Regions from separate parts of the Homo sapiens genome. Here region 2 is linked to region 1. Evidence: chromatin loops called from intact Hi-C (ENCODE). Cell type or tissue: dorsolateral prefrontal cortex. All regions are shown on one strand.

Evidence for each region. Peaks named below come from ENCODE experiments on the same cell type or tissue, not always from the same donor. Only the 100,000 strongest peaks of a DNase experiment are listed, where the experiment ranks them.
Region 2: a loop joins it to region 1, with 3 times the contacts of the local background. A loop is called at or near these places in 4 of 110 quality-filtered maps.

What each region holds. Positions count from the first base shown.
Region 1 is chr2:212,412,907-212,420,906 of GRCh38, reverse strand. The region is part of intron 1 of ERBB4 (erb-b2 receptor tyrosine kinase 4); the gene reads left to right. Among named protein-coding and RNA genes, the nearest start is that of MIR548F2, 9.5 kb to the left of the region's middle. In dorsolateral prefrontal cortex, no CTCF peak of the experiment used is centred here; a DNase peak (open chromatin) is centred at 4,526; H3K4me3 peaks cover 2,594 bases; H3K27ac peaks cover 3,759 bases.
Region 2 is chr2:212,358,459-212,366,458 of GRCh38, reverse strand. The region is part of intron 1 of ERBB4 (erb-b2 receptor tyrosine kinase 4); the gene reads left to right. Among named protein-coding and RNA genes, the nearest start is that of MIR548F2, 64 kb to the left of the region's middle. In dorsolateral prefrontal cortex, no CTCF peak of the experiment used is centred here; no DNase peak of the experiment used is centred here; H3K4me3 peaks cover 2,567 bases; H3K27ac peaks cover 5,851 bases.

The DNA of each region.
Region 1 (8,000 bases):
CATCTAGCCATTCTTTCAGTAAACATTTATTGACCCAAGCACTGTGATGTGTGCTGAGAATAAAACATCCTCTGTCCTCATAATGCTCTTCATTTGTCTGGAAAGACAGCCATTGAGCAAGAAATGATAAGTTTGATGCATGTCATGAAGGATGTCTGAATGTTACCTTGCAAAATTCTTTATAACGCCTGAGGATGGTTTATTAGGAAGGCTAGAGCAGGACCTCAGAATAGTGAGAGTGTTCCTTTGAGTCAGATGCAGAAAGAAACTTCTATAAGAGGATATGGTTACAACGAACAAGCAAAAACCTTTTCTGAAAAGACAAAAGCCTGTGTGCTTATGATTCAAACTTTTGATTTTTTGATTTGGAAAACTTGGGCAGATCCCATTCTTTCATAATTAAAATACATGCATGACTTTGAAGAGGTAAGTATAATAACTGACCAAATAAGGCAGACATTATGGTTTCAAAATAATTCAAATAAATGAATCTGACCTACAGAAAAACATTTTTAAATGTATGTGACCTAAGATTTCAATTTTATTTGTATGGCGGGGCCATTCCTGAGCATAACTGTGGGCTGGCTATAGCATATCATTTCTTATATGCCTAACATTAGTCTCCTAAATGGAAAATAAATCGTGCAGTCTTGAATTTACTTCTTGGAACAGTTTTCAGAAATATATTAATGTATAAGAAGACATAATTGGCTGTACTTTTGGTGAATATTGTATATAACATTGCTGAAATTTGGATTTAGGAATGAATGCTATAAAATGAAAATACATATCACAATGATCTATTTATGTATTAAAGAAAGGCATGAATGTGTCATATTCTCAGCACCTTTTATGAAAGCTTAGCAGATGTTTCAGTTTTCATAATGTATGCAGTAACATAGTTTTTATAACTTTGCACTTAGAATGAATTCATTTTAGTATAGCACAAGATATTTAAGAAATACATTGAGGAAAATAGTGTAAACAAGTAGAGATTATATTTTAAAGTAGAAAATATCATCTACCAGAGCTGATAGCAGTGTTTCAATGCAAGAAGGTTTAAAGAATCTCAGACATAAAAAATATTTTGGATACTATTAACTATTGAATAGGACGTTAATTCAGTTCTATGTATGGATTGATTGCCTAATATATTCAGATGTCTTAAACATAAAATATATAAAAGCCAATGAAATACATTTCATTCCTCACAACAGTAGGTCCTCAAAATGATTATTAAATGAAATATTGTAAAAATAATAAGTGAATCAATTAAATTACTACATTAATGACATTGAACTCTTGAAAACAGGGCATATTATAATATGCATTAAAGGCAAATATATGCATATACATTTATATGTATATGTATACAAACACACACATACATAGTATCTTAACACAGGTAGTATGTCTAATTTAGGATGAAGAATCATTCAAAGTCAAATCCCTCTCTTTTGTTTTGGCTTATTTCCATGTTTAGTATGATTCTGAAAATGTCAGTCTATTGGAACCCACATACATACACAATTTAATGGATGTCTGCAAATTTTCCTATTTAATATGTTTGTCTTCACTACTTTCAAATGCAGGCAACTCTTTGCCTCCCACTTCCAAATCTAGTGATTACATGTTACAGCATGTAGTGTCATTCGTAGATTGACTTGAAAACCACATTATCTGTCTGGTCTGAAAAACACTAATTTTGAACGTTCAGTTCAACAGTTTTTCTATAGCAATTTGGGGGTAGAAACAGAGTGAATTTTGAATGTGCCCTTAACTGAAATGTTAAAAAAAAAAAATGAAGGAAGAGTACTGTATACATAGTAAGAAGTTAGCAAATACTGTGCGAATATGAATAAAGTACAGGCAGAGTATAGGGTATGGCTCTTTTCACACGTATGAAAATACATTTTAAGGAAAGCTTAAATGCTCTGCTTCTTTGAAGCTTTCATGTTTGCATTGAAATTCAGTATTTAATAAACTTAATTATAGTAAAATGAACTCTGTAGGACCATGTCAATGGGATCTAATGAATGGTTAAAACACTTCAGAAACACCTATTTTCCAGATACATCTTGCCTTACATTAAAATCTAGTGTTTAAAATTTGTTATTATGAAGATTTTGTGGTAAATCATTTATGCCTTTTAAAGAGGAAAATTTTTCTAATTATAGTTATTTAATTGACAATCTAGGGAGGCACAATTACTTTTGTTAAGAAGCATTTCTCAAGTTAGTAAATTAGCATTTTCAAAAAGTGTATTTAATTTCTTTCCTTAATTTTTTTTGTTTTTATAATGGTTCTTATGATTCAAGGGAACTAAAGCATTTTATTTTATGGACTTCAAATATACATATATATATATATGTTTATTTTATTTTATTTTATTTTAGCAAGGCAGACTCTATTGATTGAAAATTACAATAAAACTAGTGTGAAAATTTAGACTCTTAGCAGGTGGAGAACACACAATTTTGGATTACTCTAAGCAATACTCCTTAAACTACTCTAAAGGATATATTTAGGCATTATATTGTACTTGCTGAATATGGAAAACACTAGAAAATGTTATTAACTAAGTGAATTAGACTGGAAATTACCAAGAACTGGATTTTACAATATTAATAAGTATTTCTTCATATACCATTGATATTTTTACTTAGTATTAATATGGTGGGAATTTGTCAGCATACTTTCTAAATTTTCTCTGGAGTACTGTCTTGGTCTGCTCAGGCTGCTGTATCAAAATACCATAGACCGAATGGCTAACAATACAGTTATTTCTCACAGTTCAGAAGACTGGAAAGTCCAAGACCAAGATGTTAATAGATTCAGTTATTTGTAAGGGCCTTCTTCCTGACTTGCTGATGGCTGCCTTTTTGTTGTATCCTTACAGGGAAGCTCTGGTGCCTCTTTCTCTTTTTATAAAGGCATTAATTTCATCATGAGAGCTTCACCCTTATGACTGCATCTAAACCTAATTATTTCTAAAAGGCCCCATCTCTTAATACTATCCCATGGGAGTTAGAGCTTCAGTATATGAATATTGAGAGAATACAAATATTAATAGTTAGCTGAAAAGGAATACTGATTTAAAGTGTAACTTATTTCTGTGTCATTAAAGCAAATTATTTCTTATGAAGGATCTGTTATAGTACATAGGTACTAATTGATAAAGTAGTTTATCAGGTTTCAAAGATACTGAGGAGCTCATAGTTTTCATTGAGAACTATTACGATTCTAATATAGCTTAGCCTTGGCTGCATAAGCTAATTGTTATGCTTCAGACTGACATTACAGGTTGAATATCCCTTATCCAAAATGCTTGGGACAAGATGTGTTTTAGATTTGGGATTTTTTGGTAAAAATGAGTCAGTAGACAATTTTAGTGGTTTGCCATACCTAATCTGAAAGTCCAAAGACTGAAATGCTTTAATGGGCATTTGTTATTAGTGTAATGTCAGCGCTCAAAAAAATTTGGATGTTGTAACATTTCAGATTTTAGATTTTTGGATTAGGAATACTCAATGTGTAGTTACTTTTTCTCTTTCTGATCACTATTTAGTTCTTGTTAATTTAAGACAGTATAAGTGAAGAAGTGGACAATCTTGACTTGTTTTTCTTTTAAGAAACTGATAGATATTGCTTCATCTGCCACAAATACTTATGACTAAGAAGTATAAAATAAATTACAAAATAAATATTTATCTACCATTTGCTTTAACTGATGATGTACGAGGTAAAACTAAAATGAGCTTTCAAATTGGACTGATAGTATGTAGTTCAAAACTTAGGAAGATAAAACCCATCTCTTGATCTTTCTATCTTGAACGCTAATTTTTCAAAATTTCTTTTAAAGTATAAATCCATTTTCCCTCTCCTTTAGGTAGTATACTTTTTCTTAGAAACATATTCCCTGTAGGAAAGTAATTTATGATACTATCTTATCAAAGCCCTTATCATGAGAGTTTGGATGAAAGGAAGTGAAAATCATCCTTATTTACCAAATAAAGTTGGATTTGATCAGATTAAGGATTTAAATATGCTGATGTTATCTTGTGGATTAGTCAAGCTTTGAAACACTGAATAAAACTTGCCAATAAGTGAAAGATAAAGGTGTCATTGTTACTGAGGTGTGCCTGTAGACTGCATTAAGGGAGTAATTTCCTTTGCCAATTTCTGAAGTGACCCCAGACTACATATATATGTCAGTAATGTACTGCAGTGCTAATAATGATGTAAGGGTTGAACTTGGTGTTTCATGAAATTAATATATATGAGTTAAATTAATCTTGTCATGGTCTTAAGGGCTTTATTTGTATTTTATACGAATATATTATGTGAGGTTGAAGATTTAAGAACGAGGCAGTTTGAAACTCAAGAGTTTTAATTCAGGTTTATAGATCTTTATTCTATTTTTTTAATATAAAAAGAAAAGATATTGAAAATGAACAAACATGTCTGACCCCTTTCCTAAGTACGGGTTGCATCTTTTCACAAGGCTCCAGTGGGTGTGAGCCAGAACTCTCTAGCAGAGGAATGAAAGGATGTTGCAAACAGTACACTATTGTACATTTCTATCAAAGGCAGGAAGCTGCAGGGCTTGATGTGTATCTTAATTCCTCTACTTTTTGCCCTTGCTGCCATGTTTTCAACAGCTTGTTCATTTGGATATGGCAGATAAATAGGTATGGGTGGACTCATTTGGAGGGTAACTTTCCGTTGATTTAGTTTGTACAGAAAGATGCTTTAGTAACTACCTCTCATGTCTCTTCAATCACACTAGCAATACAAATGCGAGTCAATAGAAAGTTTTGTTGATGGTCCCATTCATGGCTAGCTTTGTGGGTATGTAATTACACAGGCCCCTGTGTTAAGAAGAGATTCGTGCTTTGTTGCTGCTGTCTTGAAATTCTTAGTTCAAGAAATAAGGGGCTTCATGTTTTTATTTTGCACTCAGTTCCACAAATTTTGTAGCTTGCCCTGGACCCATGAATGATATCATAATTTGAATGGAAAAATAAAACTTTCTATTCGTTGGATGTTCCAAATAAAAAGTCATTCCACATTTGGATATCAACACAGAAAACTAGCACTTTGTAAATTATTTTAAAGAGGAGAATTATAAATAGCATTAGAAACTCAGTTAAGAAAATATTGTGGTGATATTTAACTAGACACTCATTTTCATATTTAACTCAGTATTTTCTCTTTATTTTGTCATAAAATATTATAGTATATCAATGTCTTCTAAATAAATACATTTATTCTTGGTTATACATATATGTCCTTTTAGTCTTCAAGTAATTTGGAAAAGTCTCTTGTTTAGCATATTTTTCTTCCATCCAAAGAACTTTATGTGTCACGTTCTTTATTTACTAATATTTTCCAATGATTTCTAAATGCTATTTCCTTTAACTGTATTGAATAAAAGATCTGCAAATACAGGTATACAGCATGCCAAAATAAGTGACACACACAAACAGAGCCCTATTTAAATTATTTTTAGTTACACTACTATTTTTCATTAATAGTATTTTCTTTTCTAAGTATCTAATCTAATAGTATCTGCTTTTCTTAAGGCTTTAGGATGGTGGAGTAGAGCTAATTTCAGACAAGGAATAATCTCTAAACTTGTAAAACAGGCATTCACAAAGTAAGTGGTTAAACAGGCCTTTTTTATAAATCAAATTACAGACCCAAAGTATTTCCTTTCCCAGTTCTTGGATCATTCCTTTCACTTCTAGGATACCAAAGTACGTAAGTGACGTTTGACAAGAAAATTAGGTTCCAGACCTACTGCAATGAGATTATGACCTCATCAAACATGTTTCTGAAATCATCATCAGTTTCAGTTTAATAGATTCAAGGACTCATTTGTTACAAACAAAAAAGCATGTTACTCCTAGTTGAATTAGCATCAGGTTGGCAGAGTTTAAGGCAACTTTTGGCCTTAAAGTCGATGTCTGGATTCAATTCTCTGAATGTTTATTTCAAGCCAAATGTCTAACCAGACAGAAATCTGTGCGTGTAGCCATTTATTGTGACAACAACTACATCATTAGACAAACCAGTCTGGTCACAGACTGTGAGTTAGCCTCCATGTCTTTAGCCAGCTTCTTTCTGTGGGTTCCAGTTTAAATCGATTCAATATGCTTTCTAGTTTAGATTCATATGAAACAGAAAGAAAGCTAGGAAATAAAGAAAGTCTGTACTCATTTATAATTTCTGCATATTGCAGGACCAGGAAGGAATTGCTAAACCTCATATTTTTATTAGGATTAGAAATTTTAAAGTTAAGGGTCCAATTTATCAATTTAGCTTAAAATACTAAGATTGGAGCCTTGGAATTTCGTTAAGCCTGTCACATTAGAAAAGCCCTGAGATTTTAGAATGAAACAGTTCAGAGCCATATAAAGTTATTACAGCATTTCAGAATTCTTAGAGAAAGATCACCTTTCAAATTGTAGATGAACTTCTGGTACGCAAGACACCTCTTCCGACTAAAGGCATTCAGGCTGCTAAATTGCAAATATTAAATCATTTTGATTTTTAAAAGTCCTTAGTTAAAAGAATATAGAATGAAAACATAAATTTTGTAGCCTTTCACTAATAGAGCAATGAATCTGCCAATTGAGAAGTTTTACAAAACATTCCTCTATATAAAGTACTCTAAGTGGTGCTATTTAGTGGTAAGGCATGTAACTATTGAAATTTAAAAGATTTTTAATAGCAGTCAGGTATTTTCAGAGATGAATTCCCATGAGATATGCAAAGTTGTTTTTGAATATTTTTGTTTGTGTGCATGTGTGCATGTTTAAGAGTTCAGTATAACCACTTTATATATGTACCACTTAATGGGGCAATTTACTGTCAACTCATGAGATCCCAATAACTCTGGAAAGTTGTAAACCAGCATTTTATCACTATTTCACAGATGAATAAAACTGAGAATCTGAAGATTAAGTAAATATACCTGATTTCTATAGCTATGACTTGAGTAGGCTGTACTCTTGTTTTATCATTTTGAAGATTTATTTTTCTGTAACAATCACTATAGATAATATATCATCAGTGGAAGATAATTGAAGTATTGTGTGGCTTTTTATAATGCACATGTGTGTGTACATGTCATATAAAAATAAATACTTTTTAAAATAATTTTGATAATACCTATTAAATAGTCCAAATTATAAGAGAAGTAGGAATACAAACATGAACTGAATAATGATTTCAAGCCCAGGGCCCTTTCTGCTATAACATACTGTTCCCATATCGTATTACTAGTTTTGAAATTACTGAGATGTTTTCTATTAACACATATAAGACAAATAAGGTATACAAACCATAGAACTGTTTTACAGTTGTATTCTTCCAATCACTATTAATTATGATCACCATAATTAAATTAAACTTGGTTAAAAATGGCTTATCCAATTAAATAAATGAAATATAACAGAGGAGAAATTTTAACATTCTGTGTTATTTTAATGATATAGCCAGGTGTATATGTGGCTATTTAGCTTTTTCACTGATTTGAAATCACTCACAAGTAAATAAGAGAGTAGAAGTACAAGGACTTTGCCTACAGTAAAGCACTGTAAAAATACTCTACATAGGCTGGGCGGGGTGGCTCGTGCCTGTAATCCCAGCACTTTGGGAGGCCGAGTCGGGCGGATCACGAGGTCAGGAGTTCGAGACCAGTCTGGCCAACATAGTGAAACCCCGTCTCTACGAAAAATACAAAAAAAAAAAAAAAAAAAAAAAAATTAGCCACGCATGGTGGTGTGTGCCTGTAATCCCAGCTACTCAGGAGGCTGAGGCAGGAGAATTGCGTGATCCTAGGAGGCAGAGGTTGCAGTGAGCCGAGATCGCACCACTGCACTCCAGTCTGGGTGACAGAACGAGACTCTGTCTCAAAAAAACAAACAAACAAAAAAAACAAAAAGAAAAAAAATACTCTACATATCACAAACCAATACAGAGGGAATTATTCT
Region 2 (8,000 bases), 54 kb after region 1:
CTTAACACTGAAAGGTGTAATTTGTAACATGGAGCTGATTAAAGTCACTGTTCTTTTTTCCCCATAATTTTTATATCCTCTGTGATGTGTAAGCAGTCCAATGATATTAAAATTGTCATTTTAATTCACTGTAGTTTTTGGAGAAAACAATATTTGGAATCCTATCTTGCACAAACCAGGCCACACAGTGAAAACTGCCAAGCTTTTTAATATAATCATAATTTATATCAGATATGCAGTAGTAAGCATCACAGAACATACTCTAATACTTGTTTCAACTTCATTCTTATTCCATGAATAGCATGTAAATGGTCTCTGAGCAGATTTTGCCAATCAAATTTATATTTTTTCGGAGGCTAGCACCTTGAGATGGTGATCCCTGTCTTCTTTGCCTCACTGCCACTGAATGACATATCAAAATTTTTAGGGCATTTTCTTAGATTTGAAGGTATTTATCTGCTATATTCCTAATTGTCATTGTTGATATTTGATATTTTTCTACTATATGCTTAATTGTCATTGTTGTTTTAGCTGGTCTGATCGTGGAGGGTTTTCCCTTCAAGGTACACTTTCTGAATACTAAAGACAGTTTTCCTCAATAGAAACCTGTTCTCCTCAGTATGTACTTACAGTTATTTGTGAGTCCTTGTAAATTTGAACTTTTGTAGTTCTTTGTGTGCTAGTTAGCTTAAAAACATTATCATGATTTGTAGATGAACAAATATAAAGCATATGTATAAACCGAAACAAGGATATCAGGTTATATATCATTGATTATGGAAGAGTCAGATTTACTGACTTATCAAAGATAATATTTCCTACATATACTTCTTCTTTTTTTATACCTCATAAAGCTATTTGTAGCTAAGGAAATATTTTTATTAAAATTAGGCTTGAAATGAAGTTGTAAAGTTTTTCTCAGTACTTACAGTCAATTTAGTTTGACTGGTAATGCTGAATTTGCAATAGATTGCCACTATTTTTAATGACACTTGGTTTATGGTCCTTAATATTGTTTCACTTTCTATAATTTCATTTTAGGATTGTTATAATTTTCTTTACTTGCTTCATATTTTCCCATCAGTCTTATGACAGATATATTCTTATTTTTCTTCTAAATGGGGATATATTATTCCAAAACAACTGTAAAGAACGTTAGTCAATGTAAAAAGAAAACATCATTTAATCAAGAAAACCAAAGAGTTCACAAGATAATTTGAGCATTTTATTCTTATATAGATTATATATCTTTGAGAACTTTAGTTTGAATTATTTACATGTCTTTGCAAACCTTATTTTGTGTTCCTAAAAGAAAGGATTTTAGTCATGTATTGTGAATGACAGAAAGGCTAATTTCTGTTTTAAGCATTTTTTTTCAAAAATTAAATGACCAGAAATTTTTATAAATATTTTATAAAATATTTGACTTTAAATAAGATTTAAATATTTTGTCTATTTTATAAAATACTTATTTAAACTTGAAGCAGAGACTATAATTCATTCAGTTAGCAGTCTGATAAACACACACACACACACACACACACTCACACACACACACAGACGCACACACAAATAATCTGTTACAGCTTCCTAACTCAGAAGACTACCCTCCCTGTCTCCCACTGAAATAAGTGATCCTGAATGGATAGTGTACTGGCATGCATAAAATGCAAGTCAGTCTTAATAGCCAGAATAGTGTATTTTGGGGATGGGGGAGAATGGAATTTATTTAGAGTCTGCTCACAGCTTAATCTGCCACCACAAATGTCAGTGGCCTTGGCTCTCATTCCTTGCTTCTTTTGATGAGCCACAAAACTTTTTTGCCCTCTCCTGAATAGCAAAGGTATAATTTGCCATAATAATCAAAACTTTGCATCATTATGGTCACAGCTGATTCAGCTTCTTTAATGTTACATTTTAGAGGGGGAAAAATAAGTATGAGCCTTCTGGGAGAGCTTACATTGTTGTCAGTCTTTTTATTCCCTTTCTTTGGTGTTTTGTTTTGCTTGTAAAGGCTGCCCAGTTGCATTATCCCTGGCTTCCCTACTCTGCAAATTGCTGACTGAGAATTCTTTATTAGCGGTAGTAGGAGTCAAGGGGCTTTAGACAGAAATTCATTTTTTTGAAAGAAAAAAATTCAGGTTCTAATTGGGCACAGGACAACTTGGAAAAGCAAAGCATGCACAGTGTAAAAATTTTGGCAATACATGCTCTGAATCACTTCCCGGGTATTCTCCCATCTCCCTTTCCTCCCATTTCCCTAAACAATCAACTAGCTGTATGCTAGGTTGATTCAAAAGAATGGCTAATTGCATAAGGAACTAGAACTACTTAAGAAAGGAAAGTTGCAGCCCAGAATTGAGATATGAAATATTCTATATTTGAAGTAAATTTTAAACATTCTTCAGTTAACTAACCAGTTTACCAGAGATGTGTAGAATTGTGTCATTCCACAGTGTACACTAGATGTGTTTCACAGTTCTTATTATATTCAACATATTGGCATCTGGAAGCACAATTTCTCTGATCCTTGATCCTCTTTCCATTAGCTGTTTGGTATCTATGAGTCATAAGTTCAAATCTATAGTGGAATTCATGGACAATAATAAATTGGTAGTTCTTAAAAGTTTTGTAAATGTATATATAATCATGTATAGAGGCTGGTTTAGTTGTCACACTACCAATTGTGAAGTAGTGTAAATCCGTTTGTAAATCCAATTAATTTTCCAGTGTAAATCCATATTTAAAATGAATTATCTAACAAAAATTTATGTAACTCATTTCCAAATATATAAGTATTTTTTTTTTAATGAAAGCAACAAACAGGTGCCTTAGGTGTATTTGCTGTCAAATGTAAATTATTTTCATTTGTCTTTTTCATAGATATCTGGCTGCAGTTTATTCTTATCTAAGTGTCTAAGTTGGACGTGAAGTTCAGATTAAATGTGAATATTACATTTTGAAATATTAAGAATTCAGTGTAATGATGATTATAATAGCATGTTCTTTAATTTTTAAGCATCCATGTATTTTTTCAATGAATAAATCTATCTAGGTATTATCTGTAGCTATGATTCTGTTGTCAGTGATAACGAGGTAAAATAAATATCAGTTAAAAGCCTACTTATTTTCATGTTCTATCTTTTAGTTATACAAAAGTGATCATTTCCTTAATAATATCTTAACAAGATATGATGAAAAGAAATTGATTTTATATTGTATATTTTGCAAATACAAGTCTGCATGGGCTACTTAGTCTGATCACACAATTACAACCATAGGATACCTTTAAAAGCTATACTATCCAAAAACATTTAAATTTAAAAATTTAAATGTAATATTACATCATGTAAATAGGAATCTGATACTTAAGTCTGATATTATAGTGGGATATATACCAAACTGCTAAATTTAATCTCTGCTGTTATTTAAATTAATGTATATTGTATACAATCAGTAAATATATTTTTTCGTGTTTCAAATTTATGTTTTTATAGGCAGTAAAATGCCCATATTTTTATCTTCATGGCACAAATTTTAAAAATTAGGCTGTAAGTAATATTTGACAACTGCCTATCACCTTTAAATTTCAATTGTTTTATAATTAAAACTTAATAGCTCTTTTAAAAAGTATATTTTTTTATGAAAGAAGTATTTAGGTATACAATTGTATATGTGTTTTAAATTATGTTTTTGCTACTCTGAGACCAAAATTACTAAATTTTATTCAATATTTCTATTGTATTATTTATTTTTTATAAAGATAGTGCTGGCATTGGCTGTGTTGGCATTGGTAAAATGAAGTTTTATATTCTGAAATATGGCAATTTATAAACCATTTTTTAATTGAAGAACTGAGAAATAGCATTCTTTGGATCTCATAACCCATCAGCATCTAAGCACATTTGGCATGAATGTCAGGAAGAAAACAAGTCACACTAGATAGCTTACATGACATTTTTCTTTTTACCAATTAGAGAGTACGTTAATTTTTAAAGAGCTATATTAAATTCTTAGGACATCAAAATGGGCTTGCAGTTGCTAAGAAAATATAATGTGTGAGTATATGTTTAAAAGCTAAAACAGGTGGTAGATAACCTAAAAGCATGTATTGTAAGCCCTATTTGTGTTTTCTTTAAAATTAGCCGCTAATTTGGCCATTCCTTTTTAAATTTATTTCTCCATTCCATTGAGTTACAAAGTCTTTATTTTAGTATACCGATGGAAGTATCTGGCTACAGATTTGAAAGTCATACTTTTACCAGATCTGCCAGTACAGAAAATAAAAAATGATAGCCACTGAATTTAAAACATTATAATAACAAAGTAGAAAATCTTTATAGATTAAAACTAAATATTTATTATAACTCTTTGAAAGTTTCAATTATACAATTTGTCTCATTTTTATAACCTAACCTCAGTAAAAAAAACTTTCTATGTGAAACTTTTAAAATGTTATGTATATACAAAATTATATGCTTTAAATGGATATAACCTATTTTACATATTCATCAAATTTTGTTATTATATTGTCTATTAAAATGTCATATGAGTTAGAAACCTTGTTACCCTGTTCTACTTTTAAAACGCAGAGTGAAACTCACACTTCTGCTGTTTTTCATATTAATCAAATGCTAATGTGACAACCACATGCCAGACATTGTCGAATAGAAGTTATTATTTTATTGTAGATGAATCAGTTGAGGATTGTGGAGGTTAAATAATTTGCCTAAGGCCGTATAGATAACATTCACCAAAAATGGATTTCAAAATGACAGTAGTTCAGCTACAAGCCCCTTGCCCTAACTATTGTTCTACTTTGTTAAGGAAAAGCTTTCTTCTAACCATGCACTCTCACACATTGTGAATTTTGTCTTCTACTATAGAAAGTCTGGCACATATGTCTGAGTAGTAAGAGTGCCAGTAAAAGAATTAATCTGCCATAACATTACTTTTACAGAGTAAAATGCTTTGGAAGGTCAAAATTGCAGTTATGATGTTATTTACTTTACAGACAGCCTATATGCAAAACCTTCCCTCTTTGATATACTAACTCCAGAAAGAGCCACTCTGTCTTGGTGTCAGCTTTCAAAGATGTCACTGCTTCATCAGTATGAAATATTTACCTAGGCTATTTGACTGGTGGTGTCTAGACAAAGAAAGCATGGAGGCACATATGGTTTGATTCAAATAATGTAGAGTCTTCCTGAAAGCCTCAGATCAGAATAATTAAGGAAGGCTTTATCAATTACATTGTATGAACCAAATGGAAATGTTATTACACAAAATTTCCCTTATCCTGAAACTTTAATTAAAGTATGGGTTCAAATTCTTTATGGACCTTGGGGATAGACTTGGGATAATACTGAGACTACACATTTGTAAAACATAGAATAAAAAAAAACTTTTGGTCACTTTTGTTTGGATGTTGAACTCACTTGTTTAGAATCCATGTTGAGTTGGCTGTAAACTAAAAATTTAAACTAAAAATTTCCTCTGAGAAAAATCTGTTAAGAAGATGGGACTGTATCATATCTGACAGAAGCAAAATCTGGGCTTATTAATACCTGATTGAGACATCTCTGTTTCATCCTGATTAACTCACAAATAGTTAAGTAAGTCTCAGTCTAAATCACTGAATTTTTCATCAAGGAAAAAAAGTGAAGAATTTAGATGATTTTAGACACACTGAAAGAGTAGCATGAGTTAGTAATCTTATGTAGATTTTAAAGATTTTTCAGTATGGTCACTGAAAGTCACCATGCTTTCTGTGGTAGAAAGGGTCATTTTATTTTCCTTAAAATCTTGGTAAATATCCATACATAATCATTAATAAAAATCAGCAGTTGCTACTAAGTTTGGTCATTTAGCAGCATTTACTGAGAGCCCATGATATGCCAAACATTAGATTAGGCATTATTCTAATAAAAAAGTTGCTACAAGAGTCCCGAGGAAAAAAGAAATTACTTCCAGTTACATAAGGGAAGCAACAGAGATTGTTTTGAATTCAGATATGAGACTTGGAGCTTCCAGGAAAGGTAAACCTGTAGAGATGGGGCTAGCAAATAGACATCCAATCAGAAGAAATAGTGCTAATTAAGGCAAGGATGTGGGAAAGGGCAAGGAGTATTTGATGCTGAAAACTTTTCTTTGGCTTGCACACAGTGACAGAAGGGCTGAGAGAGAGTGGAAGTTAACTCTGGACTCATGCTAGGAAGGCTTTGGAAACCTCTAAGATTCTCTGATAATGGGACTATGAGAAGTCTATTAGATGTAAAGAATAGTAGGTCATTGTGGATGCCTTCATTTTGAAGTGATAGAAAGGTTCTTTGTTAGGGACAGTGAGGTGTCAGTTTTCCACAAATAGATCCCTTTACAAACACAGTGCTGATATAGAAGAATAACATTGTTTTACTTCTAGTGTTGTGATAAAATAAGGTTATGTGATATTCTCTGATTCTGATCAATGTTTTTAGATACAAAGATGCAAATTTCTCTTTAGACAAAAGTTACACGTTTGACTTCAGTGGAAAGCTTTTTTCCCAGTGGGCACATTTAAAAAATAAAAAGCAATAATGACTTATTCTTTCTTGAAAAAAAAAATGTAAAGTAGAACATTCTTTGTTTCTGTGGTAAATGTGCGAATGTAATTATTATCTTTTATTTTCTGGTTTAGCATTTGTTTTCTTACCTTTAAGAAAACACAGACAATCTTCACAATAGAATATTGGGTTCTGTTTCCTTTGATGTAGTAATGCATATACAATATTGCACTAATGATTAACTGGTGTGCCCCTGAGGTTTCCCAGACAAAACTGCCTTTCAGCAGATTCCTTATCTGCTATCAGGGGAGTGTTTACAGCAGCTAGAACTCTTAAGCGCCTTGTCTCTGAGACTGATGGGGATAATTAAGCCAGTGTTTGCCAGCCCTCTGCTCTTCTTGGTGAGGTTGGAAACTAGGAAAAAACAGATACATTAGCCCAAAACAAAACCTGCAAATTCATGTTCAGCAATTTGAAATAGATTTTATTGGTTGATTTTCTTCTAAACCTTCCACTTTATTTCTGATAGAAACCTATCTGAACCTTCAGGCAGAATAGAAAACTGCCTTCTCAATACAGATCATCAAATTTTCTATCAAAGCGATATAGATTGATGGAGATATATATGGATATATATATGTATATATATACAAGTTTTTAAAATATGTAAATATTTCTGACTTTTATATATCACATTTAGAACAAGTTTAGATATATACAATAGTATTTAATAAGATATTGCACAGTATTCTGAGTCAAGACATTTTAAAGGGGGCTTGCTGTTGAAGATTTCATGATTTTTAAGAACAATATCTGTTGTGAAATTATGTGGCAAAATATGATGTTGCATTGGTTTATTTTCCCTCATCCTCTGCATTTCTAGAAGAAGAGTTCTCATAATCAGTTTTAAATGAATTGTGCAGAGATGTAGCTGAAATAGAATAATTTATACCAGTTACTCATGCAGTAAATTAGGATAATATACTTTTCTAAACTTAATATATATTCAGTGAATGTATTCATCTTTTTTCATATATTGTATATATCTTTTGACATACAAGGTTTCATAATGAAGGTTAGATTTTGAATCCAATATTTAAGGCTGGTGAGTTATTGCTAAGAAATTATTAAAGCATGAGAATTTCTATACCTCTTTTCTTTAATTCACTCTGAATGAATTGGTGAAAATGACAACATTTAGCCTTTGTGATGTTAGATAGTTAAGTATTCGTTATTCTATCATTTTTCATGTTACTTAAATCATTGATTCATAATTTAAACAGGGTAAATATATACACCAAAATTTCCAGGAATGGAAAACATATATAACCTCATTAATCAAGAAATTTTAATTGAAAACTCCAATTATAAATTAGCTAAGATGTCATTTAAGATGATTTAATCAAGGAATAAGAATTTACTCCCATATGAACATTTATAATCTTCAGCTATTTGAAT